5 separate regions of the Homo sapiens genome follow, and all the other regions are linked to region 1. The links are chromatin loops, found by intact Hi-C in ENCODE. Cell type or tissue: Calu3. All regions are shown on one strand. Region 1 has its middle 13 kb from the start of PAQR3. Region 2 overlaps LINC01088 (long intergenic non-protein coding RNA 1088). Region 3 has its middle 19 kb from the start of PRDM8. Region 4 overlaps LINC00989 (long intergenic non-protein coding RNA 989). Region 5 overlaps ANTXR2 (ANTXR cell adhesion molecule 2).

The links. A loop is a pair of places that touch in the nucleus more often than their neighbours do. Peaks named below come from ENCODE experiments on the same cell type or tissue, not always from the same donor. Only the 100,000 strongest peaks of a DNase experiment are listed, where the experiment ranks them.
Region 2: a loop joins it to region 1, with 4 times the contacts of the local background. A loop is called at or near these places in 12 of 110 quality-filtered maps.
Region 3: it touches region 1 in a loop (10-fold over the local background); 86 of 110 quality-filtered maps call a loop at or near these places.
Region 4: a loop joins it to region 1, with 17 times the contacts of the local background. A loop is called at or near these places in 56 of 110 quality-filtered maps.
Region 5: a loop joins it to region 1, with 9 times the contacts of the local background. A loop is called at or near these places in 9 of 110 quality-filtered maps.

What each region holds. Positions count from the first base shown.
Region 1 is chr4:78,949,555-78,954,554 of GRCh38, forward strand. No RefSeq gene overlaps it. Among named protein-coding and RNA genes, the nearest start is that of PAQR3, 13 kb to the left of the region's middle. In Calu3, no CTCF peak of the experiment used is centred here; a DNase peak (open chromatin) is centred at 2,527.
Region 2 is chr4:79,039,389-79,044,388 of GRCh38, forward strand. All of the region lies in intron 2 of LINC01088 (long intergenic non-protein coding RNA 1088), which reads left to right. Among named protein-coding and RNA genes, the nearest start is that of LINC01088, 70 kb to the left of the region's middle. In Calu3, a CTCF peak has its summit at 2,908 (motif pointing right); no DNase peak of the experiment used is centred here.
Region 3 is chr4:80,213,822-80,218,821 of GRCh38, forward strand. No RefSeq gene overlaps it. Among named protein-coding and RNA genes, the nearest start is that of PRDM8, 19 kb to the left of the region's middle. In Calu3, a CTCF peak has its summit at 1,891; no DNase peak of the experiment used is centred here.
Region 4 is chr4:79,574,307-79,579,306 of GRCh38, forward strand. LINC00989 (long intergenic non-protein coding RNA 989) reads left to right here. Exons shown (of 4, transcript NR_038826.1): 4 at 835-2,154. The region is part of intron 1 of LOC107986294 (a long non-coding RNA gene); the gene reads left to right. Among named protein-coding and RNA genes, the nearest start is that of LINC00989, 84 kb to the left of the region's middle. In Calu3, a CTCF peak has its summit at 2,286 (motif pointing left); no DNase peak of the experiment used is centred here.
Region 5 is chr4:79,914,983-79,919,982 of GRCh38, forward strand. The region is part of intron 16 of ANTXR2 (ANTXR cell adhesion molecule 2); the gene reads right to left. Among named protein-coding and RNA genes, the nearest start is that of PCAT4, 90 kb to the left of the region's middle. In Calu3, a CTCF peak has its summit at 2,420 (motif pointing right); a DNase peak (open chromatin) is centred at 2,389.

The sequences.
Region 1 (5,000 bases):
TCCTATTAACTACAAAAATGACATTCTAAATATTCTGAAACATAATACAAAGCAGAAATCAATAAAGCTTAAATGTGAGGGATAAGCTTATTCATTACTCTAGGAGTCAGGGTTTTTTAGCCTAAAATGTATTTATAGTAATAGTGAAGTCTGATTCACCAGAAATGATGTACAGACATTACACTATAATATTTAATCTCCAAATGGCTACACTTTGAAAATTAGATCTAAAACCCCCACAAATGATAAACATAACTTGATAATCAGTAATGTATATTAAATAAGTAACCACATGCTCTTTAAAGATGTTTTCCTGTTTTTATGGTGGTCCATTACAGTGTTCCATTTCAGGGTGCTCCATCAGAGTTCTTGCCTTGGGTTACATCATCTCATCCCAATGCCAAGCCCATCTTTTCATTTGAAACTCACAGCCAGCACTTACAATAAGGGTCTTCATGTATCATAGAAGGAACATGTGCTAGACCCAGATGGACGTGAGGCTGAATCTGAACAATATAACTTACTGGCAAGTTATAGAATTTCTCTTGGTCTTGATTTTCTCATCTATTAGATGAGGATAAGTCTAAACAACCTAAATAACTTGACAGGGCTTAAAGTCACACGAAATAACATATACAAAGTACCTGGCACTGAAAAAGCATCAATAATATTCAATTCCCTTCACCTATGGCATTTTAAATTTTCCGAGGAATAAATTCCAATGTTTATTTATAAATGTTGCCCAAATTTGTAGTGGGTTGTTACAGATCATTCTTATCCAGGAGATTTGAACGTGTAAATTTAACAACCCAATCATATCCAAGGAAATATTCAAAGGCAGTTGATGCAGTTTCCACAGGGCCTTCTTAAAATTAGAGATAGATATTAAAATAAAGAAAAAAAACTATGCCTCATTGAAAAAGTTTACATTTTGGGATACAAACCCTATCTTCTTATTACTTGTTTTCTTATATTTTCTTCGGTATGAATATATACACTCCAGTTCAAGAAAATGAAGGGATTTTTTCTTAATTTGGGCTGATGTATTTTTATTTTTAATAAATGCTGTCAGAAACAGGACCACCATTTGCAGAGCCCAGAATTAAACAAACACCATCTTGCAGAATGGTTAAGAAAATGCATCAGGAACCACTAATAGTAGAAATCACCTCTTATAACAGACAGGAGTAGTAGCTTGCAATAATCTCATATCTGATTTGAACTTATAAAATTGAGGAAGTTCAGTGGTGGCTTCATCATCTATTTGCAGTGTAAAATTTAGGAAAATATGCATAAAAGATGAAAAATGCAAGTTAACATAATGTTTCATTTTTCAGTGGTGTTTTGAATTATTATTGGGAGCCTGTTTGTATCAGAGAAAAGAATGAGAAGAGACATTTATCAAGAATTTAAAGGAGCTACTCTATAGTAAAAGATGATTGGGTACATCTTCAATAGAATTCTTTAACTCTATTGTGGCAAATTGAGAAATAGGTTGAAATAATGGCGTAAAACCAAAAAAATCAAGGTTGGCTCTGCTCTTTGGAGTACCAGGTACCACATACACCACAAGGCCCTGCCTAACTCAGAAGATCATCTCCATTAGTCCAACACAGAGACCTAAATGATTGTTGTGTCTTCAGAAATACCTCATGAAAAAGTGTTCAAATTACTTTGGTGATGAGATCAATTAGCATTTGTCGTGAAATCATTTACCAGATTAGCTAGTCACTACCTAGGTTAGAACCCTGAGAAAATAAAGCACAGGCAGTTTAGTTTTGTTGAGAGTAAGGGGGATTGTGGGAAGTTCCTAGCATGAAGTATTTATAAGGAAGAAGGAAGGAGGAGCTGAAAAAGGAGGTGGGAGACAGGGAAAAGGAAGCAGGAGCATCCTGGAGTCTTAGAGGATCAACTGGCTGTAAACTTTTGAAAGACAGGAAATATGGTGGGTTCACCATTGTATGCAGGTTAAATATCACAGCACCTGGGACATAGCAGGTGCACAAAAAAATATTTATTGAACAGATGAAAGAACGTATGTTCTAAAATGAGGGCTGGTATCGATTCTGAAAGGGGCGGAAGGAGAGCATTCCAAAGTAAATTTATGTAACAAAGTTTTCCTGGCCCTGGCCCTGCTGAAGCTTGTAGAGCCATGGGTATGAATATAAGAGGCTGTGGAATTTCCTTCTGTAAGATCTTTAAAAATGGTATAGATTCTTACATATCTGGAGGGGTTCCTATGAAAACCAGGAGAATGATCTGAATAATCTGAATAGCCTCTGGTTCTTTCTTCCTTGGGCTTTTGATTTGTTTTTGTTTTTCAATTTCAAGAGATGCAATGCAAAATTATATATTGCCATAATTACTACCATGCAAATAACAATAATAATTTATTGAGTTTACTGTATGCCAGACAACTTGCTGAGTGTGGAATCTCCACTAATGAATTGTCTCATTTTTATTAACTCTGAGGATTTTGTCAGTTATTATACAGTCCTCCTGCAGATGGCACTCTTCTCCTGCAGAATTGTCACCTCTTGCGCTCTGGACTTGAGCCTTACACTGAGATAGGGATGAGAAATGAGTGATTTTAAGGTTGGTACACTATGATTAAAAAAAAAATTATCTATATATGATTTGAAATTCCTAAATATGAATAATCCAGCCCATTAGAAATTTAAAGAGTTTTTAAAATACGAAACTTAAGTTCACAAAATTTTTCAATGGCTTTGCAGCTTTGTCTTTATCTTTATCATAACGGAACATAATTTGCTGTTCTATTTTCCTCAGGAAAACTAAACAAAGAATGTTTTTTGACAGGCAAGCTTCAGCTCAGAAGATGGATAAATAGCTCTTCCCCTCCCCTATGCTTCACTTTGAACTTCCCTCTCTACCTAATCTCTGGCTCATCTTTCCTCTTTTGGAGGGCCCAGGGTGATTGAGCCTGTCGAGATGAATAGCTGGTGAAATCTGACTGGTTCCTGGGTGGGCCACTGTTCATCAGGCTCACCTGGTCCAGCTGGGACTCAGCTTTTCCTTCCACAGTGTGGCCACAGCTAGCGCTGAGTACAGGCCTTCGGAAACCTGCAGGTATAGATGGGTAAAGCAGAATTAACAACATGCCCAGAAATAGCAATTTCGTTATTACTATTCCACGGTATTTACAAAGACACTGTTTTGTGCTTGCATAGCTTTCTTTATGCTTCTGGGCAAATGTGTAAAACATTTTTAGCTCTTATGTGGCTCCGGCAAGTCAATATGTCACCTCCAGTGATAGCATCTAGTTGTCTGGCACACATGTGAAACATTTAGAATTATATAGCTCAGAGCTCTGGAATTGGTATTACCTATTTTATCAGATGCCTGTGTATAGCGCTATAAGGCACTGCTTCTTAGAGTATGATCTATTGATCATCTGCTTGTGAATCACTAGGATGTATGTTAAGAACAACAAAAATAAAACAAAATCTTAGACCTGCCTTTCTTCCCAGCTGCATAACCAGACTATGAAGGATTTAAAAGAAACTGTCATTCTTGCCCTCACTAAAGCTTCAGAACCATGAGAAAACAGTGCTTTCAGGAGCTAGCAGTTCCCTGAGCACAAATTAAAAGTCTGATTTTAGTACTGGCCTCCAACTACTATCCTTTTCCACTTGGGGATATCGTTAGTGATCTCCCACTCTTTTTATTCTCAATTAATTAAAGCTTATCCCCAGAGTCTTTATTCAGTAAAGATGATCTGAGAATCCCCCTAAGTTTAGTGCTTTTTAATAAGGTCTCCACTGCTTGCTTAAGGGAACTCTAAATTCCAGCACGCTTCTTTCTTCTGGATTAAGGGCTGGCGCAGTCAGGATCTCTTGTGTAACTTTGTCCTCCTCCTACCCACATCTGTCTGGTCTCTTCTGGCCACCCTCTTTTCCTTCGTACTAGCAAGCAATGATTGTTTAAGATCTGATCCAGTGTCCTTCCTCAGAGGAGAATTCCTCGAATCCTCCTGGAAGAGGTGGTTGAACAGTCAGAGCAGTTACTGCACTGCTCCGTAACTTGTTTCCTATCATCTTGGAAGTAGTTCCCATCTTATTTGAATCCCTGGTATTAAGCCTAGGGCCTTGTAAATAGTAAATGCTCAGTAGATGTGTATTGACTCACTCAAAGATTAAAAAAAACACCTTTCACTTCTGTTCTTGTATAAAATTATAAACCAAATGTTAATAAGTGAGCTCCTTGAGCATACACCCATGGCTTTTTCGTCTGTTAACATGAACAAATGAACTTGTGAAAGAAAATGTTCTTTTCCATATACAAACAAAATGTTATTTCCATATACAAACTTGAGACACCGTGGACACTAAGGATAGGGGCCATATTTCATTCATGTTCATACCTCCAGCTCTTAGCACAGTATGTAGCACGTAATAGCACTTGCTAAATGTTTGCTGAAATAAAATTCAAGAAGCTACCCACGAATCACTCTATGTTACCTCAGGCAGTACAGGAGAAAAGGCAGCCTCACTTTTACATATGTGCCTGGAACGTTCTCACAAGCAGAGAGTTAGTTAGAGGGCTTGTCCTAGGTGCTGCAGCTATTTAGAGGTGGATGCCAGACTAGAAATCGGGGCCGTTCAGGTTTAGAGGAGTCATGCCTCAGCAGGAACAGGTGGAAAAACAATCTTTTTGAGCAGGCTGTAACGCAACATATCGTTGGTAGGGGGCAATGCTGGCACACAATATACATGAAAGAGGCCGACTTTCAGAAGAGGAGACTTGGGAAAGTTTAGGGTATCCTTTGGAATCAATGGATGGAACCATGACCAGTGTAACAGCAACCACAACCAGCACCAGAGCCAGAACTAGCACCACAACCACCACCAATATTAATGGCCATTTATTTCATGATTGGTGAATGGCAGCACTGATTTTTTAGAACCGAAGTCTTCTGATTTTTAGTTTGATATGGTTTTTGTTACACTGTGCTATTTTTTTAATAGAGTTTTTTGTTT
Region 2 (5,000 bases), 90 kb after region 1:
AGCATAAACACAGTTTCTCACATAGTTATACTCCTCTCGCTATCCAGTTGAGTGCTATGTGCGCTGTAGAGGTTTAGTAATTATTTGGTGTTTTTGGCAAGCTTATCTTTTGTACATTCTTCTTGATTCCTAAACCTTTTAGAACACCCCCAACTTGAGCTTTCAGTGCAGCAATAACGTGGATATCTCTCTGCATCTCCATGTAGCTGCAGTTTTACATTGAACATAATTTCAATGTCAGTAGACTGCATGGTCTGCTATGTCAGAAAGAGGCAAGACATAGTGAGCTTTCCTAATACCTAAAATGCTCCTGTGGTGGTAGTGGGGACCAAAATCCAATGGGATTAAGAAAGATGGGTATTAAGCAGACTGCTTATATTGATATTGGAGAGAGTCAGGTCAAGTTTCGACCTTTTCATGTGTATTACCTAGTTTGGCAATGGCCTCCCCTACTCACCCAAAACCTGAGCAGATATCCTGGGCATAATCCAGTGCTCACCCCTATTTCCACACATGCTTTTAGTAACAGGATCCTATCCCATTCCTCTAAATCTTAAATTGTTCTCCCATTCATCCCTGTCTCGTCATTCCCATTGCTATTTCAGTCTTTATAACTTTGGTCCCACAATGTTTCTCTCTCTCTCTCTCTCTTTTTATGAATGAGCATTTCCCCACATTATTAAATTTCCTTCAAAATATGATTTTTATGCTCAACATCACTAATCATTAGAGAAATGCAAATCAAAACCACAATGAGATGCCATCTCACACCAGTCAGAGTGGCTATTATTAAAAGTCAAAAAACAACAGATTCTGGCAAGGTTGCTGAGAACAATGTATGCTTATATACTGTTGGTAGGAATGTAAATTAGCTCAGCCATTGTGGAAAGCAGTTTAGTGATTTCTCAAAGAACTCAAAACAGAATTACCATTTGACACAGTAATCCCATTGCTGAATATATACCCAAAGGAATATAAATTGTTCTGCCATGGAAACACATGCATGCATATGTTCATTACAGCATTATTCACAATAGTAAAAACATAGAATTAACCTAAATGCCCATCAATGGTAGACTGGATAAAGAAAATGTGTTATATACACACCATGGAATACTGTGCAGCCATAAAAAAGAATGAGAACATGTCTTTTGCAGCAACATGGATGGAGCTGGGGGCCATTATCCTAAGCAAACTAACACAAGAACAGAAAACAAAATACTGCATGTTCCCACTTATAAGTGGGAGCTAAACATTGAGTACATATGGACACAAAGAACAGACACCGGGGCCTGCTTAAGGTTGGAGAGAGTGAGGAGTGTGAGGATTGAAAAACTACCTATTTGGTACTATGCTTATTACCTGGGTGCCAAAATAATCTGTACACCCAGCTCCCATGACACACAATTTACCTATATAATATACCTGCATGTGCATCCCCAAACCTAAATAAAAGTTCAGACAAACATGATTTTTATGTTTTTGTGTTACTTTATCATATGGTTGTGTCCGATTTAAAAATCCCTCTATTTTGGCCAGGCGCAGTGGCTCACGCCTGTAATCCCAGCATTTTGGGAGGCCGAGGTGGGTGGATCACCTGAGGTTAGGAGTTCGAGACCAGCTTGGCCAAATGGCAAAACCCTGTCTCTACTAAAAATACAAAAATTAGCTGGGTGTGGTAGGGGGCGCCTGTAATCCCAGCTACTCACGAGGCTGAGGTAGGAGAATCGCTTGAACCCGGGAGGCAGAGGTTGCAGTGAGCTGAGATCTCACCACTGCACTCCAGCCTGGGCAACAGAGTGAGACTCTGTCTCAAAAAAAAAAAAAAAGAGTACCTCTATTTTTACTTAGATTATTTCCCCTCTTGGGCTCTTATAAATAATATTTCTGTACACATTTATATTTAAAAACATCTCTGGTCATTTCCTTAGGCTAAATTTCTAGAAATACAAATTCAGGGGCATAAGATCATATTTTTTAAAATAATGAAATACTTATTCTCCCATCAAAAGTATGATAGCATCTGTCTCACTAGAGTCTTGATTATTATTATCTAAAACAATCTTGTTAATTCAGTAGATAAAAATTTTATGTTATTTTAATCAATGTTTTTGAATGCTAGTGAGATAGAACATTTTTTGCATGTGTGTGTGATTTGCATCTCTAATTTTTGTAGTTTGTGATGTTTTGAATAGACATTTTAAATTTTAATGTAGTAAAATCTATTTTTTCTCATTTTCTACTGGTTTTATATTGATAAAACAGTTACATAAGTTAAATATTTATCTTTATTTTCTTCCTATTTTATAGTATTTAAAAAACCCAAAATATTTAACTCTTTATCTAAAATACATTTTGGTGCACCTTGTAAAATGAGCATTCAAAATTAAATTGGATAAATTTAATTTTTTCAAATAGGTAATAGTTTTCCAATTGTTAATTTTTACACAGGTTCTTGACTAGTTTCAAATACTGAGGTTTTAAATTTCATTTTTATATTTGATAGACTGAGTGCTCCTTCATTAATTTTTTTTCCAAAATATCTTTGTGTGTGTGTTGATTTTTCATCCAGAGAAATTTTAGAATAATGTTATCTACCTTCTTCCAAAATGTTACATTGGAAAAAATCGACATATTTAAGTATTTTGTGTTTCTTCATTTAGTCAGATCTTATTTTACATTTTTTTCAGTAGTCTATTTTTAGTCAGATAAGTTCCATACATATTTTTGTCATGGTTATTCATAGGCATTTTGTATAGATTGCTACTCTGAATAAGATATTTTATTCTACTGTATTTTCTAGCTCAATTTACTGGGATACATCTTTAAAATAGTTTTTCATAGTCATTTTTAATAGTTCCCACTGTTAATTTCAGCACCAGAGGGAGCTGTAGGGTAGTGGAAAAAGCCCTCATCATTGAGAAGGCCTGAATCTGAGTCCAGGCTCTGCAAATTATTTCCCATGTAGCCTTGGCCAAATTATCTATGAAATGGGAGAATTCTTCCTGCCTCTCACAGGGTGTTGGGAAAATCCACTCAGAAGAGTAGGCACTCTTATTATACAATGTGGGCAGCTGATTAATTTACCTAGGTGTGAGGCAGAACTTAACAGGCAGTAGTTTTTATCTGGAGATGGGGAAAAAGAAAAAGCATTAGTAGCATTTCCAGGATTTGATATTAAAGTCAATATCAGCTTCTCATTTTATGCATTATAAATATCACCTGAAATTGGATGACAGATCATTAGAATGGTATTGCGGGACAAACAGTGACTGGGAAGCCAGGGAACATGAGTCCTGGTCCCCACGGTGCCACTCTGTTGGGTGATCCTGCACCATTCAGTCTTTTGGGACCTCAGTTTGCTAATATGTAAAATAAAAATTCAAATGTAAGTCAAGACGCATAAACTAATTCAAGATTGTTTCCACAAATAAAATTAGTGTACTCAGTGGAATACATGACTTATTCTGGACATGCTTTATGATTTTCTGGATTGGTTTCCAGTGTCCTGGTGTAGACTTATGATACCTGATTTGGATGGGTTTCTTGCACTGCCTAAAGTTATCGTAATTGACAGGTTAACAAACGTGAATCTTTCAGGATTTTTTTTTAAAAAATAAATAAAACGATGGTGAAAGCACTACAGTTTTTCTATTTCAAATATATACATGTATTTAAAAATTCTCAAGCTATTATGTCTTTTAGACTATGAAAGCATCAGCAGACCCTTAACTAGAGCTTTGTGAGGGGCAGCGCTGCAATCCAATGAATAATATCTATGAATCCAGGATCACGTTGGATATTATCACTCATTACCATTGTGAGAAAAGGATGATTAAACTAATAGTTACTCGGAGACACTTCTGATGACAGGAGGCTATGATGAAAATAAACTGGCTTCAATATACATTTAGAACCGGTAATAATGGGATGTGGCAGGAAGCCAATAAATGAACATGGCCCTCCGCTCTGATCAATGAATTACTTTCCCTTCTCTTTCCCTGCTCTTGAGGGCAGCACAGGAACCTTAATGAAAAATCAATAACCCTCTGTAATTCAGAAATGGAATCAATCGTTTGACCTGACTTTTTCTTTTTCCTTGCTAAGAGAATGCTTAGCTCAAGATAGAATTCAGTTGTAAAGAGCTGTTCTTCAAAAAGCCTACAGAAGACACCTGATATCAGTCCACAACAATTTATACCTGCGATGGGTAGGACTTTTCTTCCTTGCCATCTTAAGGAGTAATGAGTCTTACGTTTATTTTCCCCCACAGTTCTTCCTCATAATCCCTATCTTAAAAATTATATGCAACCATTAGTTGTTTTGTTTTTTTAATGGTTCTTGTGGCAGTTACTGCTATCAGTGCTGCAGATGCTTTAAAACATAGGTTGATAGCTGTGGATGCTGTCTTTAAACCCATCTGGGATCAAATGGGAATCAATTTTTCCACAGATCTCTCTGCATACTTCCTCTAGCATCTGTTAACTATTAAATTTGTGCTCAAAACAAGCCAGGGCCCACGTGCCCTTGACCTAAAGGCAATTAGGACAGGCTGAAAGGTAATTAGGATGTAGGTTTAAAAATAGTGTTTTCAGGTTTTTATTGAAAATCTCTTATGACATAGGACGAGTTCTCAGGGCCCCTACTATATCACATGCTGTGGTGTACTGGTGAATCTTCGGCATCTGGCTTTCTTAGTGGGTGTGGCCCTAATTTGCAGGTTTTGCTGATTTCCATGGTGCTAATAGTACCACTATGGCTGATTTCAAACCACTATTGTGACTGTCACTGAACATGGAGTTGGGAGGAGACAACACAATGTACTCAGCTTGTGAGCTGGCCCTAGTATACCACAGTTGGCCATTTGGCACCTTTGCACAAATTAGAAAACAAACTCCCTTCTGTGTGGACACCACATGACTTGATGAGTGGTATGGGGGAATAGATTTTAATCCCCACTTTGCCTCCTGGCCAAGCGTTATTGTGCAGTATTTTAATCT
Region 3 (5,000 bases), 1.3 Mb after region 1:
TGAACTAACTTCTCTAAACTCCAGTCTTCTCATCTGTAAATGAGAGAGTTAGATGAGATCAGAGATTCTCAGACTTCAGAATTTGTAATAATTACTAGGGAGAGTGGTAAATAGGCTTGGCTCTAATTTCTGGAGATTCAGAATGAGGGCAGCAGTGGCTAGGATACTGATTTTTTTTTTTTTTTAATAGGGACTCACTCTGTCACCTGGGCTAGAGGGCAATGGTGTGATCATAGCTCACTGCAGCCTCCAACTCCTGGGCTCAGGCAGTCCTCTGTCTCAGCCTCCCGAGTAGCTGGGACTACAAGTGCATGTCACTGTGCCTGGATAATTTTATTTTAAATTTGTATAGATGGGGTCTTGCTTTGTTACCTAGGCTGGTCTTGAACTCCTGGTTTCAAGCAATCTTCCGGCCTTGGCCTCCAGAAGTTCTGGGAATTACAGGAAAGAGCCACACTGCACCTGGCCTGTGATTTGCATTTTAATAAACCCTCTGGATGATTCTCTAACCACGTCTGGGAAATATTTGTCTAAATCAATGATTATTCATTGTGGTCCTATTAGAAACATTTAGAAAGTATTAAAAATATACTAGTGACTGGTCCCTCTCCAAATTAATTCATCATAATATCTGGGTATTTTGTCAGGGCATTGCTAGTGCCTCAAAAAAATCTTTGTGCATCAAGGGTCAAGAATCAGTGGATTAAATAATCTATAAGAACTTTTCTCAGCTTTTGAATTACAACTTCCAACCTAGCATTCTTGGTTCTATATCACAATACGTCGGTTATAAATGTGGAGTATGCTGTGTATGCAGACTTGCTAGTTATTATGAGCTGAATTATGCCCCTCCCCTCACCCAAGTTCATATGTTGAGGTCTTAACGCCCAACACCTTGGAATGTGACTGTATTTGGATTTAGGGCCTTTAAAATTAAGTTATTGGTTGGGTCCTAATCCAATAGGGCTGATGTCCTTATATGAAGGGTAGATTAGGACACAGATAACACAGACAGAGGGGCGACTATGTGAGGATACAGTAAGAAGGTGACCATTTGCAAGCCAAGGAGAGAGACCACGGAAGAAACCAAACCTGTCAACACTTTGTTCTTGGCCTTCTAGCCTCCGGAATTGTGAGGAAATGAATTTCTGTTGTTTAAGTCACCCAATATGTGGTATTTTGTTATGGCAGCCCTGAGAAACTAATACACTAGTCAAATAGTTCACTGAAACCTATCTTACTTTGAAGAAAATAATGTTCGTCTAATTAGTTCAGAAACAACATATCTCTAAGTATCGACATAAATACACTAAATTAAAGGCTTAACTATACAAAAATAAGTGATTTTGTAGTTTTTTCCCCCAAAGTCATGATTGAAAACAGGTTATGGAAATAAGTAATGCCTTTTAAAATATCATGATCTAACCTTGAGGATGATGTTTTAAATAAAAGGATTAAGAAAGAGCAGGACTAGAAATAATTTCAGTGCTTTTCACTACCAATAATGAATAGCAAACCCAATTTCAATTAAATCAACAAACAACTACCAAATGTTTAACGTTATCTGGTAAGATATAATGTAAATTTTAATTATGAACATATATGAAGCAGAATCTGTTATTTTAGTTTTGATGCCAGGTTTTTATAAAACCACCCTGTCTATTCCCCTCGTATATCCCAATTTCTTAAGTGTCTTCCTTAAGGTTTCCTCAATCTTAACTTTCATCGTATCTATTCAAAGTAAAAATACTAGAGATCCATTTAAAATCAGAGCCCGGGAAAGAACAAACTATTAAAGAAAAAGATATATTGCCACCTAGTGGAAGACAGGCGGAATCATCTTCTTGTAATTCAAGTTTTAAACCACAGAATGGTTAGTACAAGCAATGTTTTTAAATGGTTTTTGATAGTGTGTAATTATGCTTTGTTATTTAAAAGATGTCTTTCCTGTTTAGCTGCTAAATCACTTTTAACTTTTGAGTTATATATTTAGCAATCACTTAAAGGTATACGCTGCTGCTATATATATTGAGCAATAAAGTTGAACATAGTCTTTCTCAAAAACATTGAGCTAGAATGCTAAAAACACTTACAGGTAATTCTGAAAAATATTTACCACCCACAGAATGTCAGTAGTATGGTAAACAGCCAATGTAAACATAGCTGACCAAACATTGGTAAGTCACTTCTCTGGACCTGTTTCCTCATTTAAAACAATGGGGTTACACTATGTAATTTATAAAATATTTTCAATTCTAATATAATTAGATTAAGTAGTTATAATATACACTTATATTTATTATGTTTTAGGTCTCTGTAATAGTTAGGTGAGTGACCAAACTTGGTTTAGAAAGTAGTATTGGTGAATTATTTGGTGTGTGTCCTTGAAATAACATTTCAGCATAGAACTAAAAGAAGTTTATTAATGGGAAGGAACTTCCTATCTATTTATTTGGTTGCCAGGTTTCCAGAGTTTTTTTTTCCATGAGAGTAAGGTGACCTGGCTAATTTTAACTTCAGCAATTACACTCTATCCAGCTAAATTATCCTTGCAACTTTTATTTGAGTATAACATCGTTTATTGTTTCCTGTCCTAAACTTTTAGGAAGTTGTTATTAACTGATTTACTCTTGTTGACCTTTAACAAATACACAGGATGATATTAACTACTGGTAATTCTATAAGAGCCTTTCTTTCTATAGGCCAGGAAAGGAAAGGGGAGTTTAAAGATACTTCCCTTTTAGTTGCCCTTGGTATGTCCCAAGAATGTCACAATCCTTAATTAGTTAACCATATGATGTGCAGGACCTCTGAAAAGATTTTATTTCAGATGGTATAACGCAAGGAGCTTAAGTTATCAAATTGTTCTTGCTCCAATTGTTGGATACAATTTCCTTCTGTACAGTATTTAGAAGTGTCACCAAAAGACTTCCCTTTCAAACAGAATGAACTTAATGTGAAAATGTCAATAAGTCTAATAAAAATAAGGAAGCATGGTAAATTAGTAGGTGTCTTGAAATACTACCGAGAGGAAGTTTGCTATCAGCACTCAACTTTTAAATAATTAGTTGTGAGAAACTGCATATTATAATACATGATCATTAATAAAATAGAGTACTTAGAAAAAAATTGATATCAAACTTCTGTTTGAGGCTTTGTCCAGAGATAAGACACACAGGGAGGCTAATTATAATATTTCTAGTAACTTTTCTCACTTTTTCCTTCTATCCTATCACCACACACACACACAAAAAGAAAAGAAAACGAAAAAGACAAAAAAAGGTTAATTTTTCAGTTTACATTTATTCTGAATAAAGTTTGGAAAAATAAATTTGGAATGAAGTCCCAAATGTGAAGCTGGAAACTACCCGCCTTGTTAGAATATTTTAACTGCTTCTCTCAACTGCATTTTCTATACAAATTATATGGTCATCAGATTCAACTAGTTTGAGAAGTAAAAGTTTCCATTTATAATGTGAAATACTCTTTCTCCTGTCAGCTTGTGTAGCTGCCTCACATCACTTTCATTATCCGTGGCACCAGCCTTTTATATATTGTCTTCAAATTATTCAGGTAGGTAGCTTCAGCAATTTATATACATTTATATATATATATATATATATATATATATAAATGTATATAAACATGCAGTACCTCTTTTAAATATATATAAAATAATGCAGTACCTCTTTTAAATATATATTTATATATATTTTATATATATATAATTTGAAACAACAGTTGGATGTGACTAGAACAAATTGAAAGTAATCACACATGTCATTAGAGAAACAATTTCTGTAGGTTTCAAAACCCTCTTAGATTGACCTATGTCTTAAATTTCAACATAATTTAATATATCTGTTCCTTGAACAGATACATATGTCAACTGATTACCATTATCATTCTCTTTAAGATAGCATTATTTCCTTAAATTGTATTGGTAGCAGTACCAAATAACAAGCATAATGATGAGATGATGCCCTACCTAGTAATCTGTGTTGGTCTCTTTACTGTTGCTTATACCACAGTACCTGAAACTAGGTAATTGGTAAAGAAACGGAACTTATTTCTTACAGTTGTTGAGGCCGGGAAATCCGAGGTGGATGAGGCACATCTGGTGAGAGCTTCTTGCTGGTGGAGACTCTCTTTGGTGGGGCGTCACATGGTGAGGGGACTGAGCATGTTGATGTCCTTGCTCGGGTCTCTCTTTCTTTTCTTATAAGCCACCAGTTTCCCTATCATGATAACCCGCTAATCCATTAATCCATGAATAGATAAATCAATTCATGAAGGCAGAACCCTCATGAGTCAGTCACCGCCTCTCAGTACTGCCACATTGAAGACTGAGTCTCAACATGAGTTTTGAAGGGAACATTCAAACCATAGCATAACCTATAATTAAAATATTCCATTCCAGTTAAAGAAGGCATTCTAAGTGGAGACCTGTGGAATGGATACTTTAAAAGGTAACTTTGTTCTGACTTTATTATTTTTTTTTTCATTTTATTACTCAAATGCACATTCATTTGATACACATTTCAGGGAAGGTGAATTTAGAAAGTTAAAGGATCTTTGCCATGGTAAATGAGAAGAGATTTCTGAAGTTATACATGTTAAATTTCATGTATTTTCTGTGGCTTATAATAGTAAGAAGCTGTAGTGTAATGAAGTACTTTGGAAATGCTGCTGGTACTCAGAATTTGGAAAGTGTTAAGATGAAAAATGTCTAAGAAACATAGGCATACTAAAATGCTTTTTTTTTTCCTGGTAAAATATCAGTATGCTTAGGTATAAAATGTTTTATTAACCCTCAATTGTATTGTATGCACTTATAAACATGCATGATAATAAGCTTATTTATATTCAACCAAACATTTATTTGGCAAGCAGCCGAGGATATTCTAGTGTTCTAAAGTCAAAAAAATGCCTCAGAGATTCAAAGCCTTTTGTTTCTTTTTCAATATCCCAAAGCATAGCAATTCTTTGTCTTCTTTTTG
Region 4 (5,000 bases), 620 kb after region 1:
GTTTGAGTAGTTTAGAGGTATGTTTAAAGGGGAGCATTAATCTATCAATACAGTGAAAAAGCATCTATAAGTGATGAGATTGTATGGTCTATATCTGATATAAATAAGCTCACTTAATATCTACATATATAGTGAAGACTACTCATAATCTCAAGAGATTACTATCCAGACATGTGAAAATTGTATATCCACTTGCAAAATTCCCAAATAACATGAAGAATGCATAAATGCAAATTGAGAGGTTTACAACAATAGCTGTCAGAGGAAAACCTGAGCTAATTGGTGAAAGGTGTTAGAGGCAAGGTTCTGAAGCATGAATGAGAATTGGATGAATGAGAAATAAAATAGAGGGAATGTGAGAAGGTCTGCATGAGCAAAGGCTCCAAAGAAGGATGGTGTAAATCTTATTTAATGGAAAAGCACATCAGAATAGGGGCATTTGCAATGAGGGTAGTGGTCATAAAGAGTAGGTGACTTTGAATATCAAAATAAAGAATTGATTTTTATTTAGAATTGTGTATCGTTTCAGTCTATGAGGCCATTATATTTTTATCTCATGTTTTATAGGCAGAAGTATCCTAATCTTTATATGAACCCTTGCAGAGCAAGGGTAAGCTTCTTATCTAATGTTACAGGAGCCGTGAAACAAGCACAGGATTAAGACTTAGAAAGCGTGGATTTGAATTCTGGGGCTGTCGCTTACTAATGGATGATTTTTGCATGTTGCTTAACCTCTCTGAATCTTAGTTTCTTTATGAACATCATAGTACATAGCTGTTGAGATTGGAGAGCCGAGATAGTTAGGATTAATCATGCTTCTTTCTTCCACTCCAGTTTTGAAACCAATGGAGAGATCAACACAAGCTTTGGAGAGGAGATCAAAATATCTGCTTCACTGGAAGGAGTTTTGGATTGCTCAACAAGGTTCAGATCTGTGGCATAATCAGGCTTCCTAATCCTGAACCAAAGTTGTTGTTGTATCTCGTAGTTGTCACCTGAGAGCTGACTGACCTGTTTCAAGCATATGTGAGATGCCTTCTGGAAATGCCCGGAAGCATATAGCTAATGGGATGAGGCATTTCAAGGTTGAACTTCAGCAAGAGCAAGTGGGATAAAGGGCAAAAAGCAGCACATTCCTTTCAAAATGTCCCCATTTTAAACTGCAGGCTAGAGTAGACAATGGAAATATATGACATATAAAGAAACTGGTGAGATTATTAAGCAGAGGGCCTTCTGGGGAGCATTAAAGAGTGAGCAAGAAAAATTTCTCAGACATGGTGATTCTAGAATTGAAAAATCATAGACTCTTTCTCTTCTCTCTCCTTTGAGAGTTTCCAGATGAATTCTTGGATCTGGCTACTGAGCAAATATATGAATAATAACCTAGGATCAGCTGGGTATAAGAGGTTTCCACCAGAAGTCCATGAAAACCAATGTTTTTAAGCATCTATTGGGCAACTACCATAAACAATCAGCAAGATGTTTAAACAGTTGATTCTGCCGGCGGCCCAACCAGTTTTTAACTGTATCACGAAAACTGGCCTGGGGGTACAGTCTGAGATTATTCCAGCCCTGCTTTTACACCGCCAGAAATTCCCTTTCTGTTACAAATTTCTACCCCAGAGAGGTTTGCATATTCTTGGCATTTTCACTGTGCATCAGTGAATCAGCTAGCCTACGGGCCAAGGAGAGGGGAAAAAAATCCCAAATAAAACTCAACCCAGTTAGGATGTCTTCATCTATTTTTCAGTGGGAAAAAATACAGCTGGACTCAGTGACTTCAGTCAAAAGCAAACATTACTAGTTGCTTCATTTTTCTAATTTTTATTTTTGACTCTCAAGTTTTGGAGGGCATAATAAAGACATAGCCTCAGCAAAGTCACTTAGAAGATTGAGTTCGTTATTTTGCAAAGCTTGGGTAGTGACACTTCTGCAAAATGCACAAGCACATGAGCAGAGAGATGTGTGAATTCAGGAAAGCAGCCAAATGCACATCAGAGCTGAGGAATGTCACAGCGAAATGAAGAAAACTTGTAAACACCTATCTGTATTTTTAGGTAGAGAATGTTCTAACATATTGCCAATGGGTGCTGCCTGTGTGTTCCTTCCCCTAAGCTTTAAACTCAACTGATATTAAAGGTGATTTGAAAACAATGAAAATTGACAGCTTTATTAATCTAGATGGTGTGTGTGAGAGAGAGACAGAGTGTGTGTGTGTGTGTGCGCGAACACGCACATGATGTGTGACTGCTGCATGTATAGACTGTGCATTTTTACTGTGGGCCTTGCACAGACGAGGGAGCCCTCTACTGATTGGAAATTGTACTAGATGTAAACTATAGAGGGATGCTTTCAGTGCGTTGCTCATGTATCCTCCAAAATGCAGACATTTTGCTTATTTATTTTTCAAATTATGACAGCAGATGCTTTATTTTCGGAAAGGAACTAGAGATGTCAGTCATCATGTGCATACAAGTATATGTCATTCCTTCTATTTAAGGTAAAATTCTTTGATTAAAAATATCTACACTCAGTCTTCAACCTTTTAATATAAAGATGATTGTAACACAATTAAACCACAAATGTCTACATGACTGTGATGAGAATGTGTGACAGAGATCATAACCGCGTTTATCTATTATCATGGTTTATCACACACTATTTTTTCCCTTAAGCGTGTATTTCTTATTTTATACTTTTTTTTTCTCAGAGCATAAAGACAGTTTTAGGGGTGACAATTTGAACTCATTCATGTGGACAGGTTTGTATGTGCTATATTTTCATATGCATAGTTAAATCATATTATTAAGTCCTGTGTACAGACAAGATTAATATTTAGTTGCTTTTGAGTTTAGATACCTGATTTTTAACCTCATGTCTTTATAAAATAATTATAGTTCAACTTTTCATTAATTTAAATCAATGAATAAAAGTAAAATATGGCTGGGTGCACTGGCTCACACATATAATCCTAGCACTTTGGGAGGCTGAGGCAGGAAGATCGCTTGAGTCCAGGAGTCCAAGACCAGCTTGGGCAACATGCCAAAATCCCAGCTCTACAAAAAATACACCCAGGTGTGGTGGTGCATGCCTGTAGTCTCAGCTACTTGGGGGGTGGAGGGGGGAGGATGGTTTTAGCCCAGGAGGTGGAGGTTGCAGTGAGCCGAGATCACACCATTGCACTGCAGCCTGGGCGACAGAGTGAGATCCTATCTCAATAAATAAATAAATAGAAATATTGTTCGCTTATTTTCAACATGACTGGCCTAATCCTATTATGGGATAGTCTCTCTTACCCTAAACGAGTTTTTTAATAGATTGTTTATTATTAGAATGCCAATTATTCCAATTTTTAACAAAGAATTAACATTTTTCTTGGAAGTTAGCTTAAACGTTTATTAGTTTTATATATAAATTTTACAAGAGAGCCTTTATTAAATCAAATTTTTTTAGAATTAAACTCAGTTTGAGTCTCATTCTGTACATAACTTTAACCCTAACCGTAGTTGAAGGCACTGTGTGTTGTTAAACAGCTACACCTGGAATTAACATGGCAGCATAGCTGACTGGGACATGACAGTGACACAGCTTTAACATCTGCCATCTTTTGACCACCAGCATTAATTTTGTTTCTACATCCAATGTCCTCATCCCTCACCAATCTGTCACTCTTTCTGTGGTTCCAACATTACAAAATAGCCATTGCCTTTATTTCATTGAGGATAAAACACATAATGTCAACCTAGGATGATCAATTTACTCTGCCATTAACAGCCACCATTTATGAAATGCCTACTGTGTGCCAATCCCTTTTCAAAAAAATGACCCAAACCTTAGAAATCTGCATGGGAAATCTCACTATTCCAGTTTGTCGGTTGGTATTCTTTTTGTTTGCAAATGACAAATTGTACTCAAACAAAGTTAAGCAGAAGAAGGGGACTGTATTACAAAGACACTGGAGTATCTCATATAATCCCAAAGGTCAGGTATTGCTTTCTCAAATGACATGTCCTAATAGCTTCGCCGAGGTTTCATTTATTTCTTACTATGAGTTCACTGAAAGTTAGGTGTGGATAAAAGTATCAGTCATTATTTCTGAGTATTAAACTACAATGATTTTTGGATATGGCTAATTTCTAATATCCCTAATTTTAATTTTGTTTAAGAGAGAAAATCCTTTTTTGCTGATTTTTCTCTAATGTTTTTCACACATATTTGAGTAAAAATAAATGCCAAATCAGTTTATATGCCAGCTAAAGAGTTTCATAAACTTGCTACATAGCTTGTAATGCTTTCAAACTAAAGGAGTAGGCAATAATCAACTATAATAAGTGCTATAGAGTTTCACATTTAGTTTTTATTTCTGTCACTTGTCTATGATTCCACAACAAAGTTCTGGCAATGGTCTGTGGTATCCCCAGTTCCTTCCCCTTGTGGCTGAAGAGCTGGTCAGTGCAGTGACTGGGGAAGTGACCGCAGAAGGAGGGCTGGCAGGATTGCCACAGCGGCGGCTACTGTGCCTGTCCTCATAGTTTAAGCATGTCTCTATGTTGCTGGTGGAACAAGTGGTGACTCTCTGAATGTAAATGCTCCCAATCTGGTTTAATTTACCACCATCACTGGAATCTCCCTTTCATTCTAGCTTGTCTACTGGAATCTGCTTTAGATTCTGCTCTGGTCTCCAGCTCTGCATAGGAATGCCCTGTATATTAAACCTGAATAACAATAATTCAGTGTATTGATGGACAACTTACATTATTAGCATGCAGTGCTGGGATTAGAATATTAGGTGGTGAGATCAAGGATAAGGTGAGATAAGATCATTTAGGATATCTGGTTTCTCTACATTACTGAGAAGGTCATCAGGGGCAGGGATGGGAAAGGTTGAGTTGGCTATGCATTTCACTTACAGTAAAGACCTGCTTTAGTTAGACTGCTCTCCTATTACTAGATAAAAATGAGATCCTGTTGTATGATTGTTGGGGAGTATGTGCCATTCA
Region 5 (5,000 bases), 970 kb after region 1:
CTGGTCATAATAAAGGCTAAACTCACAATCGGAATCTTTAACTTCACTCAAATAATTTTCAGGCAATGATTAGTATATCTTAGAGTGGGAAGCTTATTGACATTTTCCCAGAAATTGTTGCTAGCAAAACCTTCTCATGAGCCTCATAATAAGTAAGAAGGGAATGGAGATGCCCTGAAGAAAAATGTCTGATATTACATTACTACTCTGCAGTTAAATAAACCAAGAGGTGAAAATATGACAACAGTAGGAACTGACATATTTGCTGTTGCCTAGGTATAGAGACCCCAACTCCACTGCAATATTTAAAACTGACTTCACTGTCTCATTTTCACCATGGCCGGTAATAGCAGCATTAACCAGAGCAAGTGTCATGTCTCCCATCTCTTGAGCATTAAAATTCCACTGGCATTAACGCTTGTGAGCTCCTTTACTAGCTATCTGCACAGGATGTATTTCACTGCTATAACTGTTATAGTATTATGCTCACCTCATAAATATCCATTGACAAGCTGAAGCAAACAACTGCACTTTAGTTTAGACTTTTCAAACACAGTTAGCTGATTTATTTATAAATCACTTCTAAAAAAAGGTTACTAAACCTTCATGTTGTGTACGACAGTAAAGAGTGTTTCAAATTTAAAATTGTATACAAAGCATCCACACGCATAGACACAGAGACAAATCAAGAGGTCCAGGAAATCACTGATATAAGGAGAGACTTGAGAACACAATAGCCATTTTGAGTAGAGATTTTCTGTAGCAAATGGAGATACAGAACTGAAGAAAAGGCATGTAGTATCACATCTTTCTCTCTCTGTCTCTGTCTCTGTCTCTGTCTCTCTCCCTCTCTCTCTCTCTCTCTCTCTCTCTCTCTCTCTATATATATATATATACATAAAGAATCTGTGCTATCTTTTGCTCTAAATAAAACTGCAAAATTTTGAGCTGAAATATAAATTCCACATACTCTTTTCTAATGGAAGCTCAACCTATAAATGTCCAATTTTACAGTAGAGACCACGCACCATATGGATATTCAGTAGATGTCATGAAGAGAAGTTCTGAGTTTGGCTGAAAAATTTACCTTTAAATGTTTTTTATTCAGTATCTTTAATCTGTCATGGCACCTGCAAAATTTCAGTGACTCTATACATATGGTTAATATTTATTTTGCAAATACCCATTTTTAAATATTTGTTGAAATTCAGGCATACAGTTGGCAGTTAATGGTACACCTAAACCACACCTCATAAGATGAAATAGATGCTTCTAAATTATTAATTCCAAGTAAGATACATATCTAGATGTAGATATAGATATCTATAAAAATCTTTGTTGGAAATACCTTCTTTTGTGCTTCCTAATAAGTCAAAATGGGAGGTAGATGCCCCAAAGGTATTAATAAATAGATATAGATATAATCAGGACAGAATTCTATATACCTTTTTAGTTGCTTAACATTTATTTTGTGAGGCACATAGTAGATAATGTAGAAATTGTTTTCTGCTTTCTAATCTCAATTAGAATACAGATCATTTCATAGATCTTAAATCAATAGTAAAAAAATTTCTCATAATATGACCTTAAAGCAATAAAAAAACAGAAAGCAATTTATGAATATTGTAGCATTACTGGTGTTAACAAGAAATTGAAAATGATCCAAATGTCCACCAGGAAGAGAAAAGTCGAATAAATTAAGATACAGATAGAAAATGGAATGCTATAAATAATATACATCTGTTAGAAAGAATGAGGAAAATTTCTATACACCATTGTGGAGTGATGAACAGGATTTATGAAGGGGGTTAAAATGAAGGAGCATATAGTATACACACTATAGCATCTTTTATATTACAAAAAAGAAAGATACACTGGCATTAACATATGCTTAATTTTTAAAGGGAAAGAAAAAAATAATTCGTTTGAAAATAAAATTGGTTAGCAACAGGTGAGAGGTACAGAGTAGACTGAATAAGAATGTAAATGAGATAAATTTCAATATATCTTGTTATATGCTATTAAATACAAACATGTAAATGTTTGACTTTTGAAAAACAGTTACACAATAAAAAGAAATCCCAACAAATTAAAATAAACTTCACTAAGTGCAAGGCGGAGGCCTGCCAAAAGCATAGAACATGGCAGGAAAGCTGGTGTGGAGAGGTCCTACCACAGTATCTGAGGCTTTCTTTGAGAGCCAAGAAGTAGTCAACTGAAGGCTGGGAGAAAGGCAAGAGGGTAGAGAAATATTTCCTCCTCCAAAGGCACATGGAGCCTTCTCAAAGGGAATAGAAGCAGCCCACTGAAGGTTTGGGACATGGCAAGAGGAAAGAAAAAAAAATAGCCCTGAGGGACCCAGAGCCTTCCCCAACCACAAGGTGGCAGCCTGCTGAAACCTGGAAGCAGAACTGAGAAGTATCCCACCAAAACTCATGGGGCCCTCTCAGATTGCAAGTCATTGGCCAGTCCAAGTCTGCAGGCAGAAAATCAGTTTGAAAGTGGGTCTCCCAAGGTACAGAAAGTTTGGCCAGTTAAGGGGACTGTGGCAGTTAGAGACAAAAGAGACCTCCGCTGCAACTTTACAAGCTTGCTGATGAACTGTAATGGAAAAAGCAAGAGAGATAGAGATAACTCTCTACTGAAGGCAAATCCTTAATCCTATCCTCAAATTCATGAAAGCTACTAGTGAACTAAAAATAAGTAAGAGTAAAACTTAACTACAGATTAGCAACAGGACAAAGGAAGTGGTATGTGCTTTTCTAAGGGTAAACGTTACCAGACGAGTCTCTTTTTTAATTCCCAATATCTAGTATAAAATTACAAATTATGGTACACACAAAGAAGCATAAAAGTATGACTCATAATCAATGAAAACACAGATAATATAGGCAAATCTACAGGTGGTTTAGATGTTGCAGTTAATAGACATGGACTTCAAATAGCTATGATAAAAATAATAAAAGATCTGGCAAAAAAGGCAGGTAACATGCATAAAGATACTGGGAACATCAGAAGAGATGGAAACTATAAATAAGAAACTGTAATAATAGGATACCAAAACTAAAGAGAAAATATACAATATCCGAAATAAAAAATGTATTTGATTGGTGTTAAAGTAGAACGGACACAGCAGAAGAAACACTCACTGAATTTGAAGGTAGGAGAATAGATATTGTTCAAATTAAAAAATAAAGAAGAAAATAACTAAGGAGAATCTGAGCCCTATGAGACAATATCCAATGGTTTGTCATATAAGTAATAAGTGTCCCATAAGGAGAGGACAAAAAATGGGGCTAAAAAACTACTTGAAAAATAAATGCTCAGAACTTCCTAGAATTGATAGAAGACACAAACTTACAGATCAAAGAAACTCAGTTAACCATGAGAAGGATAAATACATAGAAACCCAGGGAATATAGAGTTAAACTTCTGAAAACCAAGAATGTCATGAAAGCATAACTCTTTCCCCTTACCCTGCCCCACAATGAGATATAAAGAGGGAATGGTGATAAGCACGACAGTTGACTTTTTATTAAAAAACAATGAAGGACACGAGGCTATGGAACACTCTAAAATAGTAAATGGGGAAAAATATCAATTAAGATGTCTCCATTCAGAGAAAATACCCTTTAAAACTAAAGACATTCTCAGACAAACAAAATATGAGATCATTTATCCACAATAGCTTTTAACAAGTGCGAAAAGTTCTTGAGACAGAAGAAAAAAGACACTGGGGATGGAAGCTCAGGTTTGCAGGAAGAAATAGAGAAACAGAATAGTAAATATGTGACTAAATACACAAGTAATATAAATAAAGAAAATAAATTTTTATGACACTATTACTTAAAGGAATAAATAATAACATATTGAATTCATAACATATGTAGTAGTAGAATACATGACAAGAGCATAAGGAACAGAAAGAAAAAAATGGAAATTATACCACTGCAATGTTCGCATATTGTTCTTGAACTACTTTAATATTATTTGATGTTATACTGAAAGTTAAAGTATATTGTTATTTCCTGAGCAAGCAATGAAAAACAAGATAGAGAAATGGCTAAAAAGATAACAGAGGAGATAGAACATAGAAGAAAAAAATTGTTAATCTAAAAGAGGAAGAAAGGAACAGAAGAAAAAAGAATGGATATGGCAAATAGAAATCAAATACAGTAAACTTAAGAACTGGAACAAATAAACTGGACACAAGACCACATACAGAAAATAAATATTTCAAGTGACTTAACGCAGTATTTTGCCTGTATAGCAACATTAGAATATGAACGAAGGATAAATGGAGAAGCAAAGAAATGTTTCACTTAATTCACCAGTCTTAATTTTACTATTTGTTATTAATTCATAGTTATATAATGTGATGGTTAATACTGAATGTCAACTTGATTGGATTGAAGGATGCAAAGTATTGTTCCAGGGTGTGTCTTCAAAGGTGTTGCCAAAGGAGATTAACATTTGAGTCAGTGGACTTGGAAAGACAGACCTACTCTCAATCTGGGTTGTCACCATCTAATCAGCTACCAGCATGGTCAGAGGTAGAAGGACATGGAAAGACTAGTCTGGCTTAGTCTTCTGGCCTATATCTTTCTCCCATGCTGGATACTTCCTGCCCTCGAACATCAGACTCTGAGTTCTTCAGCTTTTGGACTCTTGGACCTTTGACCACAGACTAAGGCTGCACTGTCAGCTTCCCCACTTTTGAGGTTTTGGGACTTGGGCTGGCTTCTTCGCTCCTCAGTTTGCAGATGGCCTATTGTGGGACCTCACCTTGTGATCGTGTGAGTCAATACTCCTTAATAAACTCCCTTTTATATATACATCTATCCTATTAGTTCTGTCCCTCTAGAGAATCCTAATACATATTTTATATATATATATATATATATATATATATATATATATATATATATATATATATATAAAAAATGATAGGGCAGACAAGTAATTACATTAATATTGTTAAGACTAAGATTTTTCATGTT